Regions from separate parts of the Homo sapiens genome. Here regions 1 and 3 are each linked to region 2. A link is a loop called in an ENCODE intact Hi-C map of the cell type or tissue named here. Cell type or tissue: heart right ventricle. All regions are shown on one strand.

Region 1 (8,000 bases), 100 kb after region 2:
TCAAACAATTCTCCTGCCTCAGCCTCTTGAGTAACTGGGATTACAGGCGTGTGTCACCACGCCTGGCTAATTTTTGTATTTTTAGTAGAGACGGGGTTTCGCCATGTTGGCCAGGCTGGTCTCGAACGCCTGACCTCAGGTGATCCACCTGCCTCAGCCTCCCCAAGTGCTGGGATTACAGGCATGAGCCACTGCGCCCAGCCTTTCTTTCCTTTCTTTTCTTTCTTTCCTTCTTTCTCTTTCCTTCCTTCCCTCCTTTCTCCTTCCTTCCTTGTTTCCTTCCTCTTCCCCTTCCCCTTCCTCTTCCTCTTCTTCCTCTTCTTCCTCCTCCTCTTCTTCTTCTTTTTTAGACAAGGTCTCGCTCTGTTGCCCAGGCTGAAATGCAGTGGTGGGATTATAGCTCACTGCGACCTCGAATGCCTGGGCTCATGTGACCCTCCTGCCTCAGCCTCCCGAGCAGCTAGGACTACAGGCGTGTGTGCCACCATGCCTGGCTAATTTTTTAACTTTTTGGTAGAGACACAGTCTTGCCATGATGCTCAGACTGGTCTCGAACTCCTGGCCTTAAGTGATTCTCCCACCTTATTGTCCCAAAGCACTGGGATTATAGGTTTGAGCCACCATGCCTAGCCTTGGCTATTTCTTTTCTCACTAATTTGTGGATTGGTTGAGAGGACAGTCCAGAGCTGATCAGTACAGCTCCCAGCCCAGAGCAGGCTCTTAGCAACAGTGGGAGAGATGATGGCAACATTCGAAAAAAGTGGCTGAGCCTATCTGACCTGGAGTCAGCACTGAGAGAATTTGGAGAAGAGAGAAGTCCTGGAAGACTGCCTGGAGGAGGAGACACTGGCATGGAGCTAGACGGCTGAGTAGGAGTTGACTGCATAGCGAGCAGAAAAGTATATTCTTGGAGGGAGAGACAGCATGAGAAAAGCCCCAGAGGTGGAAATGAACAAAGCATGTACTGGAGACAGTGGGTAGGATGGTGAGGCTGGAGCAGAGGATACAGTGAGGACTGGGGAGCAGGCTATGTGAGGGGTGAGATCAGGGAGAATAGACAGGGAGATAGAACCAAGTTGGGGTGAGGCCCAGGCAGCTTCTCCAGAGGGGAAGAAGAGAAGTGGTAAGGGCAGAACTCTGGTGGGAGATCTGGGCTTGAGGCTTAGATTTGTCACTGTGTGGCTGTGCAACCTTGAATAAGTCACGGTGCCTCTCTGATCCTCCCTCTGCAAAAAATGAAAGAAGGGGATGGCTCCATATGGCAGGCTTACAGGTGTGGGGCTGGACTGGATGCCATTAACTACATTGGGAGCATTCAGAAACAGATTCCAGGGCCCCACTCCCAGCATCCCTGAATCCAGATTTTGATGGGTAGGGCCAAGGAATCTATATTCTTAAAAGAGCTTTCTAGTGGCTTTCTTGAGGAGCCACTGGCTAAGATAGTTCTGGACTCAGCTTGATAACTTTTCAATCTCTGAATGTGCCAAACGTGGTCCCACCTCAGGGCGTTTGCATCTCCAGTTCCTGCTGCCTCATTCCCACAAACCCCAGATCTTCAGATGGACAGCTCCTTCCTGTCATTCAGGCCTCAGCTCAAATATCACACCCTCAGAGACCTTCCCTGGACCCCTTATCTCAAGTGCCTTTGCCCCAATCTCTCCATGATATCCCATTGCCCTGTTTTATTTTCTTCCACATAGCGCTTCCTGAAACTATCTAATCTGTGTATTCAGATGTTCATTAATTTGTTTCCCCAGACTTTAATGAGGACAGGAACCTTGTGAGTCCAGTTCACAGCCATATGCCCAGTGCATAGAATAGCACTCAATAAATGTGTGATGAACGAGGTGCATGAAGGGAGCTGGGCTCAAAGCCCCTGTTCTTTTTTTTTTTTTTTTTTTTAATAGAAAAGAAGCTGTGGTTCCAGCACTTTGGAAGGCCAAGAGAGGAAGATCACTTGAGCCCAGGAGTTTGAGACCAGCCCTGGCAACACAGTGAGACCCTGTCTCTACAAAAAAAAAAAAAAAAAGAAAAAAAAGCCAGGTGTGGTGGCTCACGCCTGTAATTGCAGCACTTTGGGAGGCTGAGGTGGGTGGATCACCTGAGATCAGGAGTTTGAGACCAGCCTGGCCAGCAATGGTGAAATCCCATCTGGAAGCCGACACACGAGAATTGCTTGAGCCCGGGAGGCAGAGGTTGCAGTGAGCTGAGATTGCACGACTGCACTCCAGCCTGGGCGACAGAGTGAGACTCAGTCTCAATAATAATAATTAGCCAGGCATGGTGGTGTGTGCCTGTAGTCCCAGCTACTTGGGAGGATGAGGTGAGAGGATTGCTTGAGCCAGGGAGGTTGAGGCTACAGTGAGCTATGATCGTGTCACTCTACTCCAGCCTGGGCAACAGAGGAAGACCCTGTCAAAAAAAAAGAAAGTGAGAAAGAAAGAAAGAAAGAAAGAAAGAAAGAAAGAAAGAAAGAAAGAAAGAAAGAGAGAGAGAGAGAGAGAGAGAGAGAGAGAGAGAGAAAGGAAAGAAAGAAAGAAAGAAAGAGAGAGAGAGAAAGAAAGAAAGGAAAGAAAGAGAGAAAGAAAGAAAGAAAGAAAGAAAGAAAGAAAGAAAGAAAGAAAGGGAAAGAAATGGACAGAAAGAAAGAAAGAAAAGAAAGAAAGAAAAAGAAAGAAAGAAAAGAAAGAAAGAGGAAGGAAGAAGGAAAGAAGGAAGGTAGGCAGGCAGGCAGGCAGGCAGGCAGGCAGGCTGGCTGTGGGACCAGGAACAAGTGACCTACCTCTTGAGGCCTGGTGTGACACATGGATGGCAGGCTGGAAAGTTTATTTTTGAGTGGCAGCTGAGGATGGTCAGCAGGCCAGGGTGCAAATCCTGACCGTGAAGGAACTGGCACAGAGATTGCACTCGGTGAATGAATGAATGGATGAATAAATGCCTTCACTTTGCTGTGTGCCTTTGAACAAGGCTCCTCTGGCTCACAGCCCCAGCCTCCCCTCCTACAAAATGGGGTTGGCCTGGGTGGGTGTTCAAGGCCATTGGGTATTGACACTCAGAGCCTCTGTGTCCAATCTGGAACATAAATGGGAGCCATAGCTGGTGTTAGAGGAGAGGCAAGCACTGCCAGAGCCACGGTTCTCACATTTACTGGCCTTTCCTGAGGATCCCACCTAGCCCATAGCTAGCATCCTAAGACCAGGTAGGTGGGAATTAAATGGAGCTTCTGCCATCCTCATTCCTCAAATCCCCTTGGGAGTGAGAACAATCCCAGCTCTGCCCCCATCCTGGGAAGAGCATTTTGTCTGGAAATTCTACCAGGAAAACAAGGAAGGGTTGGGCCCCTATAATTTCTGCACCTGCTCAAACAGGAAGTAGCAGAAAGTTTGGGGCCAAGAAAAACAAGTTCAAGGTCATCCTGGATATCAGCATCCCCCATAGCCAAGGAGTCACCCCATCCCAGGAGGAGCTCTCTTGGCAATTAATGATTAACAGACAGATGGGGTATAAAGAGGGGATGGCCCAGGACCCACCCTTTAGCCTGTCACCAAAGGCTTAAGAGGAAGAAAAATTCACCTAGTCTTGTCTAGCATACCTTTGGTGACAGGGAGCTCACTACCAAACCAGCCCCCCATTGCCCTGAGAAAGTATGAAAGTGAAGCTGCCTTCCCACAACTGGGAACTGCAGAAGGCCTCAAGAGATCTAGTGGTCAGCCCACTCTCAAGTCAGAGGTCCAGAGGCTCAGGACTGGCCCCACCCCACGCCGTAGGCCTGCCCACAGGTTCCCAGCAGCAGAGGAAGCTGTAGCAGGCAAAGTAAGGAAGGGCCAGTTGGAGAGTTGGGGCTGGAGTTTAGCCTGTAGCCCAGCCCCTAGTCCCTCCTGACTCTGATGCTGAACTTGGGGAGGGGCTGACCTCTGATTGATCCTCATTTAAAAGCCCAGAGGACATGGTGTGGGGGGAGGTGGGGAGGCCTGAAGTCACCCCAATCCCACTGACAGTCCTAGGGAGGCAGCTTGGGCAACAGATGCCCTCTCCTCTTCCCCTGCAGCCTCTGTCCCGGGAAGCTGTAAGGAAGTTTCACAATGTTCTGGGCCTGCTTTCTCTGATGTCGCATTTCTTGTGTCCTCCTGGTGCTCTCTCTCTCATTGTCGCCCCCCTGACACAGGCTCCCATGCACACACAGGCCCGTCTTCCCACCCAGGCCCACACCTACCTCTCCGGAACAGTGAGCTCTTTCTAGATCCGCACTACCCAGCCCAGGCCCACACAGCAGCGGGGAGCCCTCAGCAGGTGCTGATCTGCGCTGCCCCCTGCTGGGCTATGGAGCCCTAGGATAAAGTACCCCTTGCCCCAGGCATCACCCAGGACTCCCAGGGCTCCTGGGGCGATGCACAGGAAGGACCCCTGAGTGGCATGGCATAGGATTCCAGTCTCCTAAGCAACTTGGGCCAGCCGACCCCATGCCCTCTGGGCCCCTGTTCCCCTGATGCAAGGAAGGGGATGCCCAGAACTTCAGATCTTGGACTTCGAGACATTCCAGTCCCCTGGGATGTGGGTTAAAGTGCAGACACTTGGGCCCACCGGGCAGAGTCTAAGTTAGCCAGTCTGGGGAACAGCCCAGGAGTCTGCATTTTTCATCAGCGGGCAGTGGTCCCACAGGTGATTCCAAAGCAGGTCATCCGTGGGCCGCACTGAGCCTCACTCGCCCACCTGTTGCTCTCTCTCAGGCTTTGAGACCACAGCCCCCAATAAAGACCTGAATCTGCTTTGTCCAAACTGCAGCCTGTTCCTTTTTTTCAGCACCCCATGTGCTGCAGGCAGGGAGGGGTTATAAACCTCATGGTACAGATGGGCAAACTGAGGCCCAAAATGGAGAACACCCAGTTTGAACAGTGCCTGACCCACAGTGAGGCCCCCAGCTTCCACCTCCCTCCGCAGGCTCCCCATGTGGTCTGGATTCTGGGGCCCAGCAGGTCATCTAGGGCCAGGCAGCAGCCGTGACTGGCATTCTTTGTTCTGGTCCCTATGCCCTCTGACCTCAGCAGGTCCTGGGCTGATTAAAATATCCCCTTACAGCTCTGATAGGCATGGTATCCCCTTACAGGGCAGAGAGGGACACGGTCCCATCTGAGGCAATACAGCCAGCTTGCCGCTGTGCTCTGACCACCCTCGGGAGCTGCACACTGCTAGCACAGGGAGATTAGAGGACTTTGGCCTAGAGGGTTTGCAGAGACCTGCTAGAAGAAAGCAAAGCTCAGAGAGGGCAGAGTTGCCCAAGGCCACTCAGTGCATACTTAATCCCAATTCAGTGCTTCCCCTTTGTCAGGCAGTGTCAATTCAGCAAGTCCTTCTAATGACCAAAAGCAGTGAATCCTGTTACTCTCCCATTTTACAGGCACAAGAGTTGATTAGTGGCAGAGACAGGATTCAATCCCACACAGCCTTGACTCTAGTCCTAGCCTAGGATAGTGGTCAGTGGATATGGCCCCAGCCCTACTCCTATCTTCCCTCTTACCACACCCTACTCCTATCCCTTCCCCAACCACCCTGGCCCCCAGCCCTTCACTGCTTCTTTCCTTTGTGTCTTTGCTCCCATGATTCCCACCTCCTAGGATACAGGACATGGGGCTGGCTTTGTAGACTTGGAGCCTGCTCTGTGAAATGGGCTCTTCAGAGCTCCAAATTCCAGCTTGAGGCTGTCCACCTCATCACCTTCATTGACATCTCCCAGAACCAGGGCATCGCCATCTCTACCTTTGGGGACCTCCATCCCCCCGAACTGTCCCCCCAAATCCTCCGCTGCCTCCTCAGTGTGGTTCTCCATAAAACAGCCAGAGTGAAATCTGAAACACAGCCCCTGCCCTAGCTGCCCTGGCCCTGCTGGCCTTTGGCCACTCTTTCTGGCTCACCTTCCCTGCCACAGCTCTCTTGAGCCACCTGGCTGACTCGCATTCACTCTTCCTTTCCAGAAAAACCACCACTCCCCTCTCTCAATTCACCGCCTCCTCCACAGCCCTCCTGCAACACTCTCTCTGAGCTCCCTGCGCCTTTCCTCCAGGGAGCCCACTGCTTTGTGCAGTGCCATACAGGCGTCTCTCGGTATCCCAGGGGTATTGGATCCAGGATACCAAAATCCAATCAGATACCAAAATCCAAGCACGCTCAAGTCCCTGACATTAAAATATAGCATATGCATACCCTCCTGTATACTTTAAATCATCTCTAGAATACTTATAGCTAATACAATGTAAATGCTATGGAGATAGTTGTATTGTTTAGGTAATGATGACAAGAAAAAGTCTGTACATGTTCAGTACAGATGCAATTTTTTTCTATCTTCAATCCTTGGTTGGTTGAATCCACAGATGCAGAACCCATAGATTCGGAGGGCCGACTGCATATTTTTTGATGATTCATCTCACATCTGTCTCTCCTGGCACACTGCTCTCCCTGAGGTCATAACCCAGTGCCCAGCTTGGCATTGTCACACAGCAGCTGCCAATGGGGGGAGGGGGGTGTCACCATTGAGTACATAGGAAGTGTGCACATCAGAGCCCCTCGGACCCCTGGGCCTCGTGCATCATGAACCTGCCAGGCTCACAGCAAAACAGGGCCAAATGCCTTCCGCCCCCACCCCAAACAAGTCACTGCTCAGGACTTCTTAATTTTCCTCCCCACAGGTTGCAGGGCTTCTCATTCTGTGATTTATAGCCCATCATATAAATTCCCCCATTATCTTTCACATGCAGCGCTCGGCCTCTCTGCCATTTAATAATACATTTGACTGGCTGGGCCTCTCCCGGGAGAAATCTAAAGCTTGGCTGCAATTCGGGGGCAGGCAACGCGGAATTCCAAGGGGTCATTTCAGACCCAAACCTTCAGCAGGTCTGAGCCTCCTACTCAGGGGCTAACTGGGCAGGGTCCCAATCCCTCTCCCCTCCCTTCCTCCAACAGAGAGACCATTGGCTGAGACGTCTCAATGTCCACTGGAGCTCTAGTGGCCAGTTTTACAGCAGGGGAGACCCTGCTTCTTCCCCCACCAGACTCAGTGGTTTCAAGGCTCCACAGCCATGATCTCAATCTACCTTTCCAATTCCCCGAGCAAGGCAGGAACCCATCGGAACCGTTTCACGGACGAAGTGGCTTCTCTGAAATATAGGGAGGTTGCCCCAGCCCTGCCCACTCCACGGGTGCTTGCTAGGCTCAGCCAGCAGAGAGTTCAAGGGTATCCTCTGTGCCAGGCACTGCACCCAGTGCTTGACTTGAATTGTCTCATTGCATCCTCACAAAAGCCTTCAGAGGGAAAAGGTGCTATTATGCCCATTTTGCAGATGGGGAAATCAAGCCTCAGAGACACTAAATTTCCCTAGGCTCCTCCAGGAAGCAAATAGCAGCTCCCTGGGGGAAAGTCTTACTGGAATGAAGGATGAGAAGGGGCTGGAGGCTACAGAGAACTCATGGCTTCATGCAGAGCCCTGCATTACAAAACAAAGTGTCCAGAAGGAAAAGAGAGCTCAAGGCTTTAGGATCTGACAGTCCAGGGGATAAATCCTACCCCTGGGGGTTCTCAGCTCTGTGACCTAGGGCAAGTTCCCTAACCTCTCTGGGCCCAAACTCCCCACTCTGTAGAATCTGAATACTATCCTCCCAGAACTGTCACAAGACTTGAATGAGACTGCACTCAGGAAGCTGCCTGGTAAACTGCCCAGTCCTGCACCGTGTCATTTTGGCTTGTTAGAACGGAGGAATCAAGACGTGGTGTAAAGACATGCAAAGACTCCTCCAGGCTGACATGGGACTGGCGGTTCAGAACAATGTGGGGATCTGGGCAGAAGACAGGGCTCCTCCTCAGCCCCATGCACCCACAGGCCAAGCTGCTTACCTCACTCTCGTACCAGCCACCTCCTGCCCAGACTTGGGAGAAACCAGACGGCCCTCCTGCTCCCGAGAGCACAGATCCCAGCGTTGCTCAGCTGGGGAGAGCAGCGAGAACTGGGCGT
Region 2 (8,000 bases):
ACTGAGGCTTAGAGACAGGGAGTGGCTTGGCTAGGTCACATGGTCCAGAAGTGAAAGCTGGGGTTCTAACGGCCTGGTCACCCTCTGTGGGACACTCTTGGCACCTACCTCACAGTGAGTCAGGCCTGGAGGCCAGGCATCCAATCAGCCCAGCACCCCAGCAACGGCCCGTTCCTCTCCCTGAAGGAGTCTTTGGTCTCTATCCCAGCTGTATCTAAGGTCTATCACAGACCCTGAACGAGTTTCCTCCCCCTTCTAGGTGCCATTTCCTCACACGCTGAGCTACTTCAGAGAAAGCCACAAAAACCCTACGTCAACTCCCTAGAACATAAGGGACCATAAACTATCATAACTGCTACCAACACCACTACCATCACCTGTAATAATGTAATAGCAACATCTCACTGCTGCCTGGGGTGACTTGGGCCAAAGCTCCGGAGAGACCAGGGATTCGAGAGGGCGCTGGTACTGGCTCCTGAATGAGAGGCAGCCTTCAACATCCTCTCCCCGTATAAACTGTGCAAGCCTAATGGAGTTTTCAAAAAACATTCAGGAACACATTTACCTTTCCACATCTTATTTCTTTCTTTCTTTTTTTTTTTTTTGCGGGGGAGGAGGGGTGCAGAGAGAGAGAGAAGAAACAAAAAACTTTCCATCTAATCCCCCAAGTCATCCTGCAGCCTGAATAATTTCGGGTTTTTAATCAATAGCTGTCAGACTTGTCAAATTACTTTGGGGACCGCAAAGCAGTTTTTAAACATTCATAAACCTCAGCAGAACAGCGAAGTGCCCTGAATTTTAAAAGAAGAGCATCTAGGCCGGGCGCGGTGGCTCACGCCTGTAATCCCAGCACTTTGGGAGGCCGAGGCAGGTGGATCATGAGGTCAGGAGATCGAGACCATCCTGGCTAACACGGTGAAACCCCATCTCTACCAAAAATACAAAAAATTAGCTGGGCGTGATGGCGGGCGCCTGTAGTCCCAGCTACTCGGGAGGCTGAGGCAGGAGAATGGTGTGAACCTGAGAGGTGGAGCTTGCAGTGAGCCAAGATAGTGCCACTGCACTCCAGCCTGGGCGACAGAGCGAGACTCTGTCTCAGGGGAAAAAAAAAAAAAAAAAGCATCTAAGGAACACTCATTGACGAGGGTGAGTGGTGGGCAAATCAGAAGTGAGCTGTGGGCTAGCTGCCCCTGCCCCTCTTGCTTCTGAGCAGGGACAACCCTGCAGCCCTCCCTGGCCTGTAGGAAAAACTATCAGGCTTAGCCTGGCTGCTCAGAAAGTTTAGGGAGAGTGACAGTCCCCCTACCCCCAGCCCCAGGAAAAGAGCCCAACCTCCCTGCACAGCACCTGGGGCTCCAACCCCAGCCACAACTGCAGCAACTCTGAAGCTCCCAAGCTCTAGAGCCCACCACAAACATGCTAGCCCACTGCCCTCCCCCATCTCTCCACTCAGCACCACTCCTGAGAATGTTTCAAGGCCCTGACCCATGCGTTCCCTCTCCTTGAGCTCAGTCTGTGCCTGGCTCCTCCTCACATGTGAACACACCCATGCATCATGGCCTGAGTGGGACTGGTTTCTAACTGGTCCCTGCACCCCACCCGGGACCATAAATACCTCCAACAGCCACCTCAGGGCCCTGGGGATGCGAGACCCAAGTGGGAAATGATAATGAAACAAAAGAATAAATTAGCTGAAAAGCGAGTATTTCCATTCTCCAGGAAGTGCTTCCCCTCTGGCTTATCTAATTCCTCCCAGCTCTCCACATCCAGGAAGCCCTCCTTAGCTCATGCTGGGCCCCCCCTAGAATGCGGGGGCAGAGGCAGCATCTTCTTCCATCTCATCTCCTCCACCCAAGACCTGGGCGCCATGCCACGTTACTTCCTGGGACCAGGTGGGCCATTCATGTTGGGGTGATCTAGGGATGGCCTCCTTCCCTCATCCTTGAGGGCCAGGTTTCCTGCCTCAACCAAGGACCAGCCATTTGTCCGCAGAGCCCCAGCTCCTGGCACTATGCTGGTTGAAGGTGGTAAGCAGGCATGGTTCCTTAAAAACACACACACAAAACTCTGTGACTTTGGTCAAATTAATTAACCTGTGTGCCTCAGTTTTCTCATCTGGAAAACAGGGACACCACCACCTTTGGCTGTAGGGCTCAACTGACCTGCAGCGAGCTCTCCATACACAGCCTCAGTAACCAGCCCTGGCTGCCCCCATTACCATCCAGGCTGGGCTGAGACTGCCTTCCCGGGGCATTCTGTCCCTTCCCGCACGCCCTTCCTGCCAGCACTTCTCTGGATGCTCCTGGCTTCTTCCTGGGCCCAGGACATTTCCAAGATCTGTCTCTCACTCTGCCCAGCAGATCCTTCCTGACTCTCCCCCCACAGCTGAGCTCTCAAAAAGCCCCTCTGCCAACTGACCCCAGACCACCTCACCTGCTCTACCCCCTTACCTCAAGAGCAGGCTCCAGAGTACAGGCCGTTTTAAGCAGGAATCTGAAAGACCCCCATTTAAGAAGAGATGGACAAATCTACGAACAAATGCTGGCACCCTAGACTCCAGCCCCAGTGGTCACTCCAGCTCAGCTATCTCTTCAATTCCAGCCACCATTTGGGACAGAGGCTCCCTCCTTGTTGGCAGCTTGAGCTCAGAGAGACAGAAGAGGTGAAGATGTGAAGGGAAGGAGCACTGGGCCAAAGGAGTGTGGACCTCGGATGGGCCTCTCCTGCACCTCAGCATCCTACCCCGTCAAGTGGGTTGCCCTTGCCTCCTGGCACAATTTGCTGAAGATGTATCATGCTAAGGCACCCCACCCCCCACCCCCGCCCCGCCCCAATCCTGGGCAGAGTTGATCCAGCCACCAGCACAGCCACTGAGCGCCTCCACTATGTCTGCAGGAGCATGTGGGGCTATGGGCCTAGGGATGTCAGCTGCCCATTCCTCCCAAAGCCTGAGGTCTGGAAGTCTGCGTGGGGCACCAGAGCAGCTGCTTCTCAGGCTGTAACTAGCAGGAGACAACCAGGAGTGTTCAGCAGCAGCAAGACAGCAGGAAAGTGGCTCTCAGTAAGCCACAGGGTTCCAGGCCACTGGCACGGGCAGAAACTCAGACACCATGTCAAAGAAAACCAGGAGTGTGGCTGCTGAGTTCCTCCTGCTGCCAGTGACCATGCACCAAAGCCACCTGTGGCTCTCAAGTACCTGCTCACCCACCACACCACAGTGAGCCCACATACCTGGGAAGGGCACGTAGGGCTGTCTCTGCACCTCTGACCCTCACACAGCTAACTGCAGCAAAGAATGAGGCTCTGACACCTCCAGGGGCTTCCCAAGGCCAGTGTGTCAGACTTCACCGTCTGCCCTTTTCCCCCACATTCCACACTGGCTGACTCCAGGCTAAGCTAGCCCTGTCATCTGCCACCTGGCCCACAGGATTCCAACTGAGAAAGCAACATACTTAAAATCCAGCTTCCCAAGCTACGTTTCCAGGTCCCAACCCAGCCATGCCAGCCCTGCTTGGCCCTATCTGGCTCATCATGCTAAACTGCACGCCTCTGCTCAAGGGGTTGCACTCCAGCAGCCTATCCGTCTACGCCTGGCTCAAAGGCCACCACCTCCACAAAGCCTCCCCCAGAACTGACAACTCCCTCCAGGGTTTGCGCCTATGCACACGCCCTCTGCTCTGAAGCAGAGGCTCAGAGAGGTCAAACAGCTTGCCTGAGGTCACGATTCACAGGCACAAGGGTGGAACAGGACACCTGGCACTTCGGCTCTAACTTCAAACTCTCTTCACTGCCCGTCAATGCCTCAGGTTTTCACCAAACCTACAAAAATCCTATGACCAAATGCACCAACTTTTAAGTAACTACAGGAAGCCTGGGTCACCAGAAATGTACTGAGCCCTGCCTTTGTCACCTCCTGGGTGGCTGTCTGTAAAACAGTGAGGACACCTACTGGCAGGCAGTCTCATCCGCCCCCAGCCGTGGCAATGAAGGCGGTTAGGACCAACCTGCACTGAGACTTGGCTGTAACAAGCCCAATCCTTCCTCTGACTTTTTTTCAGAAATGGGTACTTGCCCAGTAAAGACGCTACCACACCAAAGTGATCTGGCTTCTGACAACTGTTTCAAATATTCAAGCAGAGCCAAAACACGCTCCTGGCCCAGACACAGTCTTCCCAGTCTCCCACCCGCCTCCACCCCACCCAGTGGGCCTGGGCCCCATGGACTAGGGAGTGGAAGCAGGAAGGGAGAAGAAAAAACAAAGTTCTGCTGAGGAGCTGGGGCAGAGATACCATGGCCCCCAAACCCCAGTGCAGCCCCACCCAGCCAGCCAAAGGTTCGGCCACTCAGAGCAAAGGCCAAGCTCCTCAGCTCAGAAAACTTGTCAGCAGTCCCTGGCATTTCCCAGTTCTCAACGGAGCACACCACAGGGGACACCGCGCCTGGGGGACAGAGCAACTCACACTGGGCTTCCTCTTATTTTAAAAACTAAAAACAGCAACAGTGCTCTTCTTGGTGTCCCGCTTTTTCACAGGTCCCTCCTAACCGTTTCTACATTCTGGGCCGGCAGTGGATGTCTGCGTAGAGGGGCAGGGTGCTCCGGAGTCCCTCCTGGGACCAGCTCCTGTGACAGTCACTCACTGAGGGTGTCTGCTGCCGCCCAGCTCATTCAGGTCTCCCTGGGCTCTGGGGCTGCCTCCCTCCTGGCTTTCCCAGCCTCTCTTATTCTAAGCTCCGCTCAGGCCACTCACCATCCCTCAGCATAGCCACCAGGCTCGGGAAGCCGAGTGGCCGGGCGAGCCTTCCTGCTGTCCGCTGCTCCTGGCTGGCCCCGGCCAGCCTAGCCCCGCCCTGATCCCAGACATGCCACTCCAGCCCTGTCCGCTGGGACTAATCATGGCTAGTTCAACAAAGGCTATGTTCCAACTCTCTGTAATGTGCTTTTAAAGGGCCAGTGTCCTACTTGGGCCTGCTGGGGTCTTAAAGGTACAGGTCCCTTTTTCCTATACAGGAAACAGGAAAGAAAAAAAAAACAAAAAACGAAACTCCAAAATTCATGATCAGGTTAGAGGCCCTCGGCTTCTGAGGAAGATTTTAGACACAATGAACAATAGTAAAAATTCAAAGTCCACGAAGGTCCCAAAGAGCTCAAAAACAAAACAAGGAAGCTAAATCTCAGGAATAAGAGATGAGATAGCAGCCCTCTTTGGGCACTATGTGCTGGGCACAGCACTGGGTACTTTGTGGCCCAGTCTCATTTGTTCCTCACCACTCCACAGACAGGCATTACCATTGCCCCATCTTTCAGATGAGGAAGCTGAGGGTGCAAGGGCTCCCCAGCTCGCCAGGACTTCATGCAAGTCAGCTGCAAAGCTGGGCCACACCCCGTGAGGTCCATCCCAGCCAGAGTATTCCTCCCACCTGCTCCCTCCACGAGGCCCTGACTGCTCCATCCCACCTGGACCACAGGCCCCAACTGCTCCACATCCTCCAGTGTCTCTTCTTCATGATGAAGAAAGAAGGGGGCAAGATGAGGAGTCTCACCTGTCACAGGTGCCCCACCACCAGGCTTTCAGTTTGAGCCTCAGAACCCTGTGGGGTCGGGTCTATCTTTTCCTTCATCTTCCAGATGAGAAGACTGGAAATCATGGCTTCTGACACAACACGAAAGAAGAGGAACACTAGGGGAAGGTGAAAGCAGAGAAAAGCGGGCAGTCAGAGGGAGGATGCGGGGAAGAAAAGGCAGGTGCAGGGAACCAAGGCAGATGGGGGCAACCGTCCTTCCAAGCCCAGGACTCAGGCAAGCTGGCCGAGGCCCTTCCACTGTCCACAAGAGTGGAGCTTCTCCTGGGGCAAGGGTGGGCAGGGCCTGCCTAGTTACTGGAATAGGAGTGGGATGGGGAGAGGAAGGGAAGAGAGACTGGACTGTCTGCGTCTCAGCACCTGGTCTACGGCACCCTCAGAGAAGCGTGGGCCATTCTGGCACCTGGAGTGGCTGGGCCCACAGTAGGTGCTGTGTGGCTATCTTCTTTTTTTGAGATGGAGTTTCACACTTGTTGCCCAGGCTGGAGTGCAACGGCGCAATCTCAGCTCACTACAACCTCTGCCTCCCGGGTTCAAGTGATTGTCTTGCCTCAGCCTCCCGAGTAGCTAGGATTACAGGCATGGGCCACCACACCTGGCTAATTTTGTATTTTTTTAGTAGAGACGGGGTTTCACCATGTTGGTCAGGCTGGTTTCAAATTCCTGACCTCAGGTGATCCACCCACCTTGGCCTCCCAAAGTGCTGGGATTATAGGCATGAGCCACCGTGCCCTGCCCAGTGTGGCTATCTTTGGTCAGAAAAGCCAAGGCCAGGAGGCGTCTTCAGGTCCAACTCCACAGGGGCTGAGTCATTCAAGGATTTAGCACCCTCACTCTGTTTCTGTGATGCCTGGAAGCCAAATAAGTTTCAGAATGTGTAGCCTGATGGTAAAGAAAATGAGCTCTGAAGCCAGGCTATGTTCAAACCCGGACTCTGCCACTTGTAACCTGTGTGGTCTTGGACAGGTTAAGTCACCTCCCTAGGCCTCTCTGTTTCCTCCTCAAAAATGGACATAATATTATTTACCTCATAGGATTGCCGAGAGGATACAGAACAAAGCCTTGCTGAGAGTGAGCGCGTAACAAAAGCCTGCTTTCAGCTGGGGTGAAGGAAGCTGCCCCAGGATAGCTGGAGGCACAAACAGGAAACTAGCCTCTTGGGTAGTGACTGTGGCCAAGTCATTTCTTTCTCTCAGCCTGTTTCTTTCTATAAAAGGACCCTCAGTGATTTCCAGGCAGGATCACCCCTCTGCCACCTTCCAGATGCCTGCTCCGTCCCATAAGGAGACAAGGACAGAAGGTGAGAAACACTGAGAAAGGCTGGGCTGTGGCCCAAATCCTTTGAGGCCTGAAAACAACCTGTCTCGGCTACCCAAGCCCAGACTAAGCAAGTCTGCTGGGTGAGTAGGAGGGGCAGAGCAGGAGGGAAGCGAGAGCCTAAAGCCACACAGGCTGTCAGGAGGCAGCATAAGTGGCTTTGCCTCTCCGGGAGGGGCCCTGCCTCCAGACCTCTCTGGGTTTGTCTTCCATGCTCACGTGTGGTCATGGCATGTGATCCGGCTGAGCTCACCTTACCTATGGGGAGTTCTGCATCAGCCATAGGGCCACCCTACACGCCTGTTGCAGAAACAGCCTCCCCAAAAGCTACAGGCTTTGCCGCAAGCATCCCCAAGGTTTGACAAGGTTCAAGGCTTGCCTCATCCTATCTTCCTGGAGCCGAATGCATCTGGTGCGCATGTGGGGAGAGGAGGGGGTGTCGAGCATCAGAGGAAACAGGTGGGTGGGAGGCAGAAGGAATGCCTTGGAGCCCTGGCAGAACATCTGGCCACTATTCTTGAGAGGTAGTAGGAGACCTGGGTGCCTTAACCTCCACCCTTACTACCTCACCCCCAGGATTAGTCAGTAAGAAGAGGCCCAATTTGGGGGTTTTGCAGGCCCAGGCTCCAATTCTGGTCGTGTCATTTAGCAACTGTGGAACCCTGGACAAATCCTTTTACTTTCCTGAGTCTCAGTTTCCTCATGTATAAAATGAGGTAATACACTATCCCCTGCAGATAACAGATGTAAAAACACTGGTTAACCAGGAAAAGCATTTAACAAAGCAACTGGGAACCCCAAACTCAAATATCTGAGTGCCATTCATTCAACAGACACTGAAACCCACCAGGCGTCTAGCAGACATTATGTTATCTCCAGCTGTGTATGCCAACCCTGCACCCTCAAGCCGATGCATTCTGAACCCTCCCCAGAGCCAGCAAAAAGTCTTGGGGCAGGGTTGTTGGGGGTGAGGGTTAGAGCTCCTGGCCACCAAAATATTGTGTAAAACATCTCAAACTTCTCCAGAAGCCAAACACATAAAGGAGCCTTCCAGAGAAATACCCTTGGTGTAAAGGAAGTCTAGCTCTGCTCTGGGAAAGACA
Region 3 (8,000 bases), 120 kb before region 2:
AACCCTTCTCTCTCTCTGTTCCACTTTGGTTTAAATTTTGCTTCATTATGAATTAATAATATTAATGCCATATGTTAAATCGAACCAAGTGCCCTTCTCAGGAGCACTTTGAAAAAGACATATTCACTGGCGAGATATACACTCCTCTCAGCGCTCCCACGCAAATGGCAGAAGTTGAACTTGCTTTTCATCTGTTCTACCCACTCTCTCTCTCCAAGCTCCTTGAAGAGAACTAGAGGGAAGAAAATAATAAACACTCCAATTGAATTTATTTCCAGTGTCCATCTCTCATAATGTGCTGCATAGATCAGCAGTTTTCGGAGTGAATTATGCTAATGCCAGTCTGGCCATATTCTATTTTTCTTTTTCACCAAGAAATAAGAAATAATGAACTGTTCTTCTCTCGTCTAGACTTAACTCTCTCTAACCAGCTTTTCATGTCACTTCCTCAGGAGGCACATAATAGTAGTGCATATTACCATGAATTAAGTGCCTCTTTTCTTCTTTCTTTTTTAACATTTTATTTTATAATAATTGCTGGGGTGTGAAGCCACCTTTTTCCCCGAGAAATAGACATTATCTGATTGATTCTTCAGCTTGACAGCTTTCTTGGAGGGAGATGCATTTTTGTCATTCTCCTTCCATTGGATTACTGATTTGGGGGGCATCTATGTAATTCACGAAGGAAAATTTTTACAAATGTGTCCCACATCAGAATTGGACATCAGTTTGCGTATGCTGCATTTTTCGTGATGGCAGCCCAGAAATTAAGCAGTTTGCCAAAACCAGGTTTATTTCTAGGAAATGCAGCATCTTCTCTGTATCGTGAGCATTTGCTTCATGTGAGGTTCTCCCACTGGGTGGCTTCTGATCCTGGGCCTCCTTTTGAATGAGGGGAAGGTTTTTCTTCCTTTCCCCTTTCCCCTTCCACTCCCTTTTATCATAAGGAGGTATTAACATGCTTCGTAATGGGTAGCTGCGGGGGGCTTTATTCTCTGAGAGGCAACGTGGTGTGTTAGAATGTTCTAGAATAGGAGCGTAAGGGGCCTTGCTTCCCCCTCTGTCATTAACTCCTCAGTGACTTTGATAATCTCCCCTGCTTCTGTGACAATCCCTTTCCAGCAATATTGCATGCCTTGGATGTCAATGGCCTTTCGAAGTCATACATTTTAAACTGGAGTTGTCTTCTTGCCCCCTTAGATGTTTAGGTAGTGTGGTTTTTAAAAAATAAATATTGATCATTTGTTAGCTTTCACATTATAGAATCCTCTCCAGAAGAAAAAAAAAGCTTCTTTTCTGCACAGAGAAGGATGAACACAAAAGAAATTCTATAAATAGGATTTTATGGAGTGGAAAAAGTTGGTTCCTAAATTTCCCATGAGATGTCAGTAGTTGTTAAGAGGAAATGAGAATGATCATTTCAAATATTTCTATACTTGGACTCCTAATGAACTTAAATGATTTGTGATTCTCTCCCATCCTATGTGCCCAAATTCCTTTGATTCTGGAAAACAAAAACAAAAACAAAAACAGACTATTTCTTCAAACTGGTTCTACATCAGAGAGGAAGGATGGGAACTGCCATTTGCCACTTCCCCATGTGTGCCAGGCACTGAGCTAGTCCTTAAAAGATCCTTGTACGGTGAGCAGCCTTTTTCTTACTGTGCAAATCGAAATTTCCTAATGTAGACGCAGAGAGCTTCCATGACCTGCACAAGGTTACGCAGCAAAACCAAGGTTCAAACTCATGTGCATTTGACTCCAAAGCTCATCTTTTCCATGTACATTTCTAACCTATCCTTTCCTAGAAACTTTTCTGGCTTCTCATGGTACTCTATTTCCTGGACTTTTCTTCCACTGAAGAATTTATCCTTCCACTCATTAGTCATTTGAAGAGCTGCATCCCCAGGCATAAGGGAAAACTGTTCTCAATGATTAAGAGCCACATTTTTACCCCAGACTCTAAGATCACGTATAGTCTCTGAGAACGGTATCCAAGGCCCATTCAGCAATTCATTGCTGTCCAAGCCCAGAATACTGCCTACACAGAGAGGACACAAATAAATTCTCATTCAGTGGATAGATGGATGAAAAATTCATTCCAAAGTCTTGATATCTTGACTGTTGGAGTCATTCATTTCCTGTTTGAGTTTATTGAGAATGTTTGGTAACCACAGGGCAAATCCAAGCACCCTGGTTGCTTAGCCCCAGCCCCATATCCCAAAGCTTGCCACAGGAGTGCTTTAGAGGCTCCAACCCTTCTGGTCCCTGGCCTGAGACCTGGTTTCTTGATTCCTGAATCCCTCCTGCAGCCCTGGACTGGGCCATCTCCCCACAGCTCCCAAGCCCACTACTCTATCTTCCAAGGATGGACTAGATGTGAATTCCGGCTGTGTGACGTTGGGCAAGTCACGTCCCATCTCTTGAGCCTCAGCATACGCTTCATTGAAATGGGATCAGGAATACCACCCTCAAGGAATGGTTAAAATCCAGAGAGCTGATGAGCAAGAAAAGCCCTAGCATACAGATAGTGCCCAAGAAATGCCTACAGAATCAAGATTCTTTTAAGGCATTTGCATTTCCTGCCTACCGCAGCCAGCATGGATCCCTCCTCTGTCCCAGTAGCAGATGCTGCAATCAACTATATTTGCAGGCATCACTAGGGAGGAAGAGTTACCTTGGAAAGGGAATAAACGGAGAATTTCTTTGGTAAATTACGGCTCCTGCTAAAGGTTTGACACTTCTATTTTCTACCTGTCAGAAAAAAAATGACTATATACCAGTGGTCAGTTTGGTTTCCCTTTTAATACTCTATTAACCCACAGAGCAAGCTAGGCAGCGCTCCTGACTTGTGGAAGAGCAGGTAGCCCAGAGGACACTGATATGATAATTAAAGGACACTGTGGCTGTTCCTAATGAAGCTTTGTAAATTAGCAATGCAGGCTGTTCGAATACCCTGGGAGAGACTGGACCATCCTCCCCCACAGAACCCAGTAGATAGCCGTCTTGGTGACAAGTGACGTGAAAACCTCCGCGTCCATTGACATGTGGTTACTGGGGCTCAATAACCGTGTGCTGATGTGCTTTGAAGTCTGCCACCGCGACTCGTGATTGAAATACGGAGCAGGAGCCCAGGAGGAAGCAGGATGTGCATTGATGGCCTGGGAAATACAGGCGGGAAGAAAGAAAGGGAGGAGGGAGGAAGGGGGCAAGAAAGTGTGCTGGCATACAAGGAGCACCAGGCTCGTCTGGGCACCATGCGGGGCACATGCCCAGCCACTGTCATTAGGGGTGCGCTTGGGTTTGGAGAGGGGCCTCTGATGCCCAAACCCTGCTTGCCAATCAACCCCTCCCCTGTCCGGTCCCTAACAGAGCTATTCACACAAGGGATAATGGCAAATGGGAAATCAAAGAGCCACTTCACCATTAGCTGAGGCAGTGGATGTGGATTCGTTTGAAAAGTTGAAAGCGGCATTGAATGTAGTTCAGCCAACCTGACAGCTGGCCCAGAGGCCTAGCTTTCAGGATTCCCTGGACAAATCTAGCCTGCCTTGGGACAGGCCTCCCAGCACGATCCTGTCCAGGACAGGGGTGCACCTGGACAAGCCAAGGGCTGCTTCCAGTCTGAAGAGAGAGCCCAAGCCCTGTACACAGATATTCCAACTGGTGTACTCCATTTCTCCAGAACGGGCAGGGTCACTCACTGAAAGGTTGGGCTCCAGGCAGCCTCTGGGGTGAGATGGCTCTAGATCTAGAGGAAGAAAAGGGAAAAGGGGGAGAGAGTTGGGGAAGGGAACTCACAATTGCTGTGGGCCTACCAGGTGACAGGCACCATGCTGGGTTCTTGGCATGTACTCACAACCATGTGGGCAGGTATTATCATCTTCATTTTAGAGCCCAAGAAATAAAAGCACAGAAGGTTTAAGTAAATTCCCCACAGTCACACAGCTAGAAAAGATTCCAGTCAGGATTTAAATCCTAATCTGTCTGATGCCTAAATCATGCTCTTTTTGGCATACCAGACTGCCCTCCCCTCCACATTTCCAGACCAAAAAAAAAAAAAGCTGGGGAGGGGTAGGAGGATTCTAAACACCCCTGCTGTGGCATGGACAGGGAGCACCAATGCTGACATCAGACTGAAAACCTGGTTACTGTGGCCTCCCTGCACCTAAACAAGTGGAGCATCCAAAGCTCAGAGGCCCGTCCCCCACAATCCTCCTGTCAATTCCAGGTGACTCCCCTAAAGTCAGGAACAAGGAACCTCCCCAGCAATTCTGTGTCAGCCCACACAGAGCAGCAAGGACCCAGCCTGTGCTGTTCTGCTTTATAAATCTGGGGCTTAGTGTGGCTGATTCAGGGCTTATGTAGAATCTTCAGGTGACAGATTGAGATGGGTAAAGTACAGAAGCCTTGAGCCCTTGTCCATAGATTTGTCCTCAGGGACTCATCTGGTGAGCATTTCCAGTGGGAAATTGCTTCTGGACAGTAGTGATGGCTTCAGCCTGTACTGTTGACATGCTGTCATCCTTGGGTCATCTGAGCATGACACCGTCAGCTGCCTGGACACTCCAGGAGAGGGCAGTGCCGAGGGCCTAGCTTCCCCTCCTCCTTCTGGAGACTAAGAGATAGGAAGATGAGGACACGTTGCTGGTGGTATTTCTTGACATGTGGAGTTTGTTCTCTTTTAGAGCAAGCAGGGACCCACATTGCTGTGCAAGGTCAGGCTGACACACAATGACTATAATAAAGACCACCTGTTTTATAGATGAGGACACCGAGACTCAGAAAGGTGAAATGTTTTAACCAGGGCCATGCAGCTTCCAAGTGGCAGAGCCAGGCTACAACTCAAGACTTGCTCTCCTGGCCAGGCACAGTGGCTCACGCCTGTAATCCCAGCACTTGGGGAGGCCGAGGCGGGCGGATCACCTGAGATCAGGAGTTCAAGACCAGCCTGGCCAACATGGTGAAACTCCGTCTCTACTAAAAATATAAAAATTAGCTGGGTACCTGTAATCCCAGCTACTCAGGGGACAGACGTAGGGAGAACTGCTTGAACCCAGGAGGCAGAGGTTGCAGTGAGCCGAGATTACAATACTGCACTCCAGCCTGGATGACAGAGCAAGACTCTGTATCCAAAAAAAAAAAAAAAAACACTTGCCTTGCTTTTCTAAAGTTCTTGCTCTTTCCAGCCTGTTAGACCCATAACTAACCAAATGGCTGAACTTACAGGAACCTGAGGATCTAACCTCACTTACATCACTGCCTTCTCTACCATGGCTCCATGCCAGTCACCCTGCGGTAGTTCCAGCTGTGGTAAGGGAGGACATTCCAGACCCAGAACACAATCCAAACAAAAACAATGTCAGTCGGTTCAGGCTGCTAGAACAAAAATGCCACAGCCTCAGTGGCTTAAACAACAAACATTTACTTCTCATGGTTCTGGAGGCTGGGAAGACCAAGATCAAGGTGCTGGTAGATCTGATGTCTGGTGAGGACCCAATTCCTGGTTTGCAGACGGCTGCCTTCTTCTATGTTCACATGGTGGAGAGTAGAGAGGAGGCAGGCTCTCTAGTGTCTCTTCCTAGAAGAGCACTATTCCCATTCCCAAGGGCTCCACCCTCACGACCTAATCACCTGTCAGAGGCCCCACCTCCTAACACCATCACATTGGAGGGATAGGATTTCAACCTATGGATTTGGGGAGGACAAACATTCAGTCCCTAACAGGAGTGGAGGAGAGATAGACAGGACAGGTTTCAGGCTGGCAGTGACATGTCACTTCCCATTGTTGGCAGGAGCTGCAAACTCAGCAGCAGCAGCCTGTCCATGGCTGCCGTGGACATCCTCTACATTGACATCACACGGAGGTGGAACTCCATGACCCTGGACCAGCGGGACTCAGGTATTTGACAAATGCCTCTGCCATGGCCTGTGGGGGTCCTGACAGGCATGGGTGGTATATTTTCTGTTCCTTCTTGTCAAGGGTTCAGATGGGGGAAGAAGATGATGCCATCAGATCTAGACATAATCCCAGGGATTGAGCTGAATTTAAATGCTGGAGCACTGTCTGCTACCGAATTCTCATACCACCGTTAGCATTCCTTGCCTTTGCTTAAGGCTCAGATTCCATCCATACTGGGAACACTCAGTTATTCATTCATTTGTTCACCCCTCACACACATTTCCTGAGCAGATGCTGGGCCCAGCCTTGGGTGGGCTGGAGGGTATAGTGCTTGGTTCTCGTCCTGAAAGAATTCACTGTAGCATTGGGAGGCAGATGAGAAAATGATGCTAGGTAGTAGGATGCCTGGCTCGGAGGGAGAGAAGCTCAGAGAAGCTATCCGGGAACTCAGCGGAGGAGCTCCTCATCCAGGGAGGGCCAAGGAAGACTTCAGGAGAAGGGTGTACGGGATCAGCTGGTGAACAGGGCTGGGACAGACACTCTGGCAGGGCTATTGCCTGGCCGTGGCCTGGACACAGGTGAGGCTGTTGAGCTTAGACCATACCAAGTAGCCCAGATGGGCTGGAGCAAAAAGGGATGTGAGAAGGGGTAGAGATGGGGTTATGGGAGCTGTCAAAGCCTTGAATGCCACACAAGAAAATTTGATCTTGATCCTCTAGGTTCTGTGGTGAAGGGTTCTGTGAGAAGAACCCACCTTTAGGTGGATGAGTTTCCTATCTTTTTTCTCACAGAGGGTGTTTCTCTCTCTCTCTTTTGTTTTTTGTTTGTCTTTGAGACGGAGTCTCACTCTGTTGCCCAGGCTGGAGTGGTTGCAGTGGCACGATCTCAGCTCACTGCAACCTCTGCCTCCCAGGTTCAAGCAGTTATCCTGCCTCAGCCTCCCAAGTATCTGGGATTACAGGTGCAAGCCACCATGCCCGGCTAATTTTGTATTTTTTTTTTTTTTTCAGTAGAGACAGGGTTTCATCATGTTGGCCAGGCTGGTCTTGAACTCCTGAGCTCAAGTGATCCGCCTGTCTTGACTTCCCAAAGTGCTGAGATTACAGGCGTGAGCCACTGCGCCCAGCCCAGAGGGTGTTTTTCTAAAAAAATTATAATAACCATAACTGATATTTGTACAGCTCATCACAAAACTTCAAGGTCCTTTCATGCATATTTCCTCATTAAATGTCCCGGTAAACCAGTGCAGTAGGCATTATGAGTCTCATTTCACAGACGAGTAAACTGCAGCTCAGGTGACACAGATCACACAGGAACTGTGAGCCCGCAGCACCCTGGCACCCACGCCACGCCCTCTTCTGGCTGCCTCCCTCCAAAAGGGACGCACAGAAGGGAGGCACCGGGTCGTGAGGAGTGGGGCAGCTTGCTCCTGTGAGTCTGTGGAGAGGACATGAAGTCAGGTTGGGAGATCCAGATTAGAATTGATTATGCCATTTCCTGCCCATGTCAGCTTGAAAAGTCATTCCACCTCCTTATCTCCAGTTCCTCATCTGTAAAATGGCGCCAACAATCCCTGCTCTCCAGGGTGGCTCTGAGGTCTTTGGAGTCCTCGCTGATGGTGCGAGGCAGTTTATCTTATTAGTGGACACCCCTTGGGGAGAATCCTGGGGGCAGTCTGCCTGGCAGCTGTTGCACCCCTAGCCAATCCTGCCCTACACCCATGTGGGCCAGAAACTTCCCAACTACAGAGATGCAGCCGGTCCTTCCTGCAGGGCACTGGCGCTCAGACATCATTTGCTGTTTGGCTTTGTGTTTAGTAGTGATGCTCCTGGCTGCCAGTTCTTGGCCAATTCTTATATGCCAAGCACTCTGCAGGCACTTTACATGTGCAGCACCGGCTAGAATTCTCCTAGAGGTAGATATGATTATCTCCATTGTGCAGAGGAGGAAACTGAGGCCTAGAGAGGCATGGCTGGTGGATAAGGTTCAAACACCAATCCACCCGAGCCCGTTCCAGGTTGCCTTCTCCTACTCACTGGTCCTAGAGTGAGATGACCACCGAGCTCCCTGCAGCTCCCCTTTCTTTAAGTCAAAAGCA

Evidence for each region. Hi-C counts contacts between places; a loop is a spot of excess contacts. Peaks named below come from ENCODE experiments on the same cell type or tissue, not always from the same donor. Only the 100,000 strongest peaks of a DNase experiment are listed, where the experiment ranks them.
Region 1: it touches region 2 in a loop (2.5-fold over the local background); 5 of 110 quality-filtered maps call a loop at or near these places.
Region 3: a loop joins it to region 2, with 13 times the contacts of the local background. A loop is called at or near these places in 18 of 110 quality-filtered maps.

What each region holds. Positions count from the first base shown.
Region 1 is chr9:121,636,518-121,644,517 of GRCh38, reverse strand. It overlaps a transcript of DAB2IP not described here. Among named protein-coding and RNA genes, the nearest start is that of DAB2IP, 11 kb to the left of the region's middle. In heart right ventricle, CTCF peaks have their summits at 4,109 and 4,312 (motif pointing left); a DNase peak (open chromatin) is centred at 4,278; H3K27ac peaks cover 4,165 bases.
Region 2 is chr9:121,740,463-121,748,462 of GRCh38, reverse strand. The region is part of intron 3 of DAB2IP (DAB2 interacting protein); the gene reads right to left. Among named protein-coding and RNA genes, the nearest start is that of DAB2IP, 93 kb to the right of the region's middle. RefSeq lists an enhancer at 5,102-5,801. In heart right ventricle, a CTCF peak has its summit at 3,943; DNase peaks (open chromatin) are centred at 3,962, 4,384 and 4,812; H3K4me3 peaks cover 2,336 bases; H3K27ac peaks cover 8,000 bases.
Region 3 is chr9:121,858,239-121,866,238 of GRCh38, reverse strand. TTLL11 (tubulin tyrosine ligase like 11) reads left to right here. Exons shown (of 9, transcript NM_001139442.2): 8 at 5,796-5,902. Among named protein-coding and RNA genes, the nearest start is that of DAB2IP, 210 kb to the right of the region's middle. In heart right ventricle, a CTCF peak has its summit at 4,571 (motif pointing right); DNase peaks (open chromatin) are centred at 3,018, 4,578, 4,868 and 5,308.